2 separate regions of the Homo sapiens genome follow, and region 2 is linked to region 1. The links are chromatin loops, found by intact Hi-C in ENCODE. Cell type or tissue: MCF 10A. All regions are shown on one strand. Links, peaks and the distances in the headings refer to the core of each region. The heading gives the core; the rest is flanking DNA.

Region 1 (2,801 bases), core at 127-2,626:
CTGCTAGCACTGACAAACACATACAGTTGCATGTGTGTACTCACCACAATTACTACGTAGAACAGTTCCATCACTCCAAAATATCTCCCACATCCCTTGACAGTCAACCCTTGATCTCAGGCAACTACTGGTCTGTTTTTCTGTCCCCATAGTTTAGCCTTTTCCAGAATGTCATATAAATGGAATCATAGCATAAGTAACCTTTTGAGTCTTTCACATAGCATAATGCATTTAAGATTCACTCATATTGCTGGATGCATAAGAAGTCTGTACTGCTAAATGGTATTCCACTGTACGGATACAACAGTTTAGCTAGTCACCAGTTGAAGAACATGTGGTTTGTTGCCAGTTTTTGGCAATTATGAATGAAACCATTAGAAACATTCCTATGCAGATTTTTGTGTGAGCTTGTTTTCATTTCATTAGGGTAAATATCTAGGAGTGAAAAACACTGGATAACATAATAAATGTATGTTTAACTTTGAGAAACTGACAACTTTTCAAAATAGCGGTACCATTTTGAATTCCCACACTGGGAATGATCAGTTTTTGTTTTTGTTTTGTTTTGAACCATTCTAATTGGTATATAATGATATGTCATTGTCGTTTTAATTTGCATTTCCCTATTAATGATGTTAAACATCTTTTCACATGCCATCTTGATATCATCTTTGGTAAAACGTCTTTTCAAATATTTTGCCCATTTAAAAAAATGGAGTTTTTTTCTTATTGCCTAAAAATTCTTTATATACTCTAGATACAAATCTTTAAACGGATATGTGATTTGCATTTAATTTCTCCTCGTCTGTAGCTTCTTATTCGTTTAAGTTCTTTTGTGGAGCAGAGGTTCTTACTTCTGATGAAGTCCAATTTACCAATTTTTTTTCTTTTATAGATCATGCTTTTGGTGTCACATCTAAGAAATTTCTGCCTAACCCAAAAGGGAAGGCAAAAATTAGCAGTGAACTCAAATTAAAACCATAATGAGATATCACTATACACCAATTAGGGCATAGAGATTTTCTGCACAGGCTTAATTTTTCTCCATGTTCTTCTCAACATCTTCTATAACAGCTAGAAGTCATCAAAGTAGCCTCTTACGCTGTTTTAGGTTTTCAACTATTGTTTATTAGTGTTTTTCATAATCTCATGCATAGGAACCCATGCTCAGATATAGAAAATGTTTTAATAATTTTCATCTGACAACATGGATGATAATATTCAGAGAAACAAAGAGAAAAATTAGACATGTATGTCAACATGGGGGTGGGGAAGGGTGAAACCGACAGGTGGCCACCACGCACTGAGCTCTGGGCCTGAGCAGCAGTTGGTAGTGCTTCGCATATTACTCAGCAGTGACTCACACTGCACGTGTGTGTCAGCCCTCAGCACATACTCTAGGAAGAAGGACCTTGGAAACGGGTCCCCTCGACAGCCTCCACCTTGGGGCCCGGTACCTCCCTGGAAAGTGCCATTTTATAACCAGACTTACTTTCTTTGGCCAATAAATTATTCCCTAAAGTAGCTAAAAGCCGGTAAGTCTTAAATGTGCAACTGACATAACACTGCAATAATGAACTGGGCCTCCAAGAGCTATGTTTAAAGTGTAGGTTGGTGTCTGGCTTGGGGTAAGGAAAGCCCTGTCACCACTGAGACCCCAGGGAGGAATGGCCCCTAGGCACCCAGTCCTTAGGATCCGTCAGGACTAACCCCAGCTAGCACCACAGAAAGGAAGGCTGATTCTCCAAAATGACCTAAGACACATAACAAAATCTTGTTCCTGCTGCTATTCTTGTGCCCACTGAGAGCCACTGACTGAAGAGTCACTCCTTCTCTGATGAGGAGGCAGGGAGCCTGGTTTCCTGGGAATCCATGGGCTGTTGGGATAAATTCACCTCCACCCCTCTTCTTCATTGTGCATCAATCCTGCCTACTGAGAGGGAACCTGTCACACTTCCCTGCTATGGAAAGGATCATCTCCACAGTGCCTTTTCTACCCCAAGAGTCTGTTTTTCTATTTAAAAGCCCTCTGAAATTTAGAGGAAAAATAATCTAGTTCTACTCTCATACTGGAAAATTGGGTCTTAATTACAGTATATAAGTGGGCATTATTATGTCTATTTTACTGATGAAGAAATAGGAGCTGAACAAATTCTCATTTCAACTAATATGGGGAACCTTGATTTTTCTCAAAGGATATAAAATTACTGAGTCGAATTAGTATTACTGTAAATTTACATTAAATACAGAGATGTTACCTTTTTCTTCAAAGCCTCAAAGAGACTCAGACTCAGCAAAAGGTTAAGTAACTGGCCCATGGGCACACAGCTAGCTTGTAATGCAGACAGGATTCAAACCTAGCGCTGCTTATGCTCTCTTCTACCCTACCACAATGAGCCCACATCAGAATGACAGTTCAAAGAAAGGCAGTGACACTGGCTGAATCAAATGGACTTGCTATCTGCTTTCCTTTGTTTTAATTTTCACAGGGATCTTTATTTTGGGGGAACATTCCAATTACATATGTTGCAAGGTAACATTTGTAATCTTTTTAATATTGGGAAGCATAGATGAGAAATGACTAAATTTGAGAAAGGGGAAGAGGGAGGAGTATTAGAAATATAGGCAAGTCTCATGCAAATTATAAAAAGTTAAATTATAAAAAGTATACTGTGGTATCCTGCATTGGATCATGGAACAGAAAGAGGACATTAATAAAAACACTGGTGAAATCCACATCAAATCTAAACTTTGATTAATAGTAATGTAAAAAAGAGAAAAGTTAATTAGAGTGTAGGGCT
Region 2 (2,801 bases), core at 232-2,731, 67 kb after region 1:
TAAATGAATAACTTTTATTTTAAATCACTTTTTAACTTTTACAAACCAAGCCAAACTAAAAGTTACATCTACTCACTTTTTTCTCCACACAAAATACACTTTGGTATGAAAACAGTTTTATGTATTTTTTGTAACTGGTAATGCCTAAACTACAGACAGATTAGTTTTGGCCTACTTTTCCATGTCTTTGAATAATACTCTAAAACTGCTTTCATTTCTGAAATTATAAAAGTACGTATTACATTTTATTTTTAATCAAACTTAGAGAACTTTAGAATGACTAAAATGGTTAGTATAATTCATATCAGAGTCTTCAATCTTAACTGCTCTCAAGGGCAAATATCAAAGATTCTGGCTCTCCCACAACTAAAAATAAAGTGTTGAGTCTTTTTTTTTAAATGGGGCCACACTTTATTCCATAAAGTAGAATAAATGTTCCCATTATTGAGTCTTTTTCTTTTTTTTTTTGAGAGGGAGTTTCGCTCTCGTCGCCCAGGCTGGAGTGCAATGGTGCGATCTCTGCTCACTTCAACCTTTGCCTCCCAGGTTCAAGCAATTCTCCAGCCTCAGCCTCCTGAGCAGCTGGGATTAAAGGCATGCGCCATCACGCCTGGCTAATTTTGTATTTTTAGTAGAGACGAGGTTTCTCCACGTTGGTCAGGCTGGTCTCAAACTCCCAACCTCAGGTGATCTGCCCACCTCGGTCTCCCAAAGTGCTGGGATTACAGGCATGAGCCACCGTGCCCAGCCCCCATTATTGAGTCTTAATGCCAGAAGAAAGGTGAGGATTTTTAACCAACAGAGGACATTACTGTTTTTCTAAATTTAGAGATTTGGAATGAAATTTATCTTTAACCCTCCATAAGAATAAAAGAAATGTCTCTACCAACAGGATTTTTGGAACGTAGTCTCTCTAATCACAGAAACCATATTCAAAGCAATTTTGGTATACTGGGTTGGCCACACTGAAAACATAAGACACGTCAAAATAAATACAAAAGCCATTATCTAGCAAAGACAGTAAAACTTGCAAAGGGTAGCCAGGAAAAAAAGACTTAAAATCTGTACTAGACAAAACGTGAAAGAGCAAAAAACCTGAAAAAATGAAACATCCAAAACTAGAGCTATAATTAATTAAATTACCAAATGGCCATTATGGAATATTTACAGTCTATAAAAAATGTCTGCAAATGTTTAGATAAAAGTATTTTTCCAAGTTGTTACGGCAGAAGATTGAACAGCACTCACACATCCCTTTCTCCATTTCACACACAGGAAAAAAGAGACAAATGTAGAGATTACTGGTGATTTTAGCTTTCATCTTCACAATTTCCAAATTTTCTATAGTAAACATGCATTGCTCTTATGATCATAAAAATCTCTTACATTCACACAAGTCTAGCCTACACCTTTTTAAATATCCGTGAAACTCTTGCAAAAATATCTATTGTCTAAATTGAACAGATTTATGACCTTACATTTTTTTTTCCTGGATAAAATATACTAGGATAACATTTTGGTTCCTTTATCAATCTGGAAGGCCTTTCCCAGATTGCAGAGCGTGTCTGGAGCTTGACAGTTACATGCCAAGGAAGAGGGGGCAATAAAAGGGGCAGAAAAATAGGGCAAGTTGCACCATGACTTCCATTCTTCACAGCTGTAACTGTCTCACCTGCCATTCCCCACCCACTGTATTTCAACATCACCATCGCCACACTGCTCAGCTCCAGGGAGCCCCTACCACATTATATTCTCACAGTCCATGTGAAGAACATGCCTGGACCGCCATAAAGCCAAGAATAACTACTGAAGTTGTGCAACACGTAACTTTTTTTTCCTTTAAGCCTGTCGTCTGAAAGGAAGGCACTGAGCTAGGTTCTTGGTCTTTATAAAGATGTTGTCCACCTTCATGAACTCTACATTCTTGACAAATTACTCCACAGGAGTTGACAGTCTTCCAAATGTGGAGCTAGGGAGAAGTATTAGGATCTTTCAAACTAAAAAATGACTGCAGCAGATTTGATCAAACAGAATCAAACGGAAACAGTATCAAAATCAAAAATAGAAAAGCAATTAGTTAATGTAGTTCAATTCCTATAAAAATAGTATGCTGACTTCATCTACTAATGGCAAATACTCCATTAGACATAATCTTTCTTCACTGGGTTTACACCTGCACTATAGTACAAAAGCAACAGTGAGTAAAACTGCTAGCTCCTTACTACACAATGAGGGTGAGGACCAAACTGCACATCTGTCAGGTGCACAATCTGACACACACAGACACACACACAAAATATATCTCCATGAAACCACCACTATAATCAAGATAATAAATATCTCCATCACCCCAACAATTTCATCAAGTGAGCACATATCTTTTTAATATTCTGTATGACTAAACAGGAAGCAGAGATAAGCATTCCAGCTGCAGACTCAAGAACACTGCCTCAAGGAAAAGCACTTGTGTGACACACCTGCAAGCTCAATTCACCAGTTTTGTCAAGGGAAAATGTTTTTCCTTTTACTCATTTAATATATTTTGTCCAGGTTTTTCATTGTTTAGGGGACAAAGGTAAGTCTGGTCTCTGTTAGTCCATCTTAGCCAGAAGCAGAAGTCTACACAGTTACTTTTAATGTCCCAAATTTGCCTTTCTTAAGCCTGTATGGTGAAGGTAACATTTGTTCCTTCCTGGATCTGTAGACTTTGAGGAAATCCTTTTCCACTGAGGAGAGTCCTGGCACATTTAGCCTGTCCAGCAGCAGACTCTCTACACCCTTGATCACTTTGGTGATGCTGG

The links. Peaks named below come from ENCODE experiments on the same cell type or tissue, not always from the same donor. Only the 100,000 strongest peaks of a DNase experiment are listed, where the experiment ranks them.
Region 2: it touches region 1 in a loop (7-fold over the local background); 5 of 110 quality-filtered maps call a loop at or near these places.

What each region holds. Positions count from the first base shown.
Region 1 is chr2:9,913,374-9,916,174 of GRCh38, reverse strand. All of the region lies in intron 12 of TAF1B (TATA-box binding protein associated factor, RNA polymerase I subunit B), which reads right to left. Among named protein-coding and RNA genes, the nearest start is that of GRHL1, 37 kb to the left of the region's middle. In MCF 10A, for the core only: a CTCF peak has its summit at 1,267; a DNase peak (open chromatin) is centred at 1,344.
Region 2 is chr2:9,846,334-9,849,134 of GRCh38, reverse strand. All of the region lies in intron 2 of TAF1B (TATA-box binding protein associated factor, RNA polymerase I subunit B), which reads right to left. Among named protein-coding and RNA genes, the nearest start is that of TAF1B, 4.3 kb to the right of the region's middle. In MCF 10A, for the core only: no CTCF peak of the experiment used is centred there; a DNase peak (open chromatin) is centred at 1,754.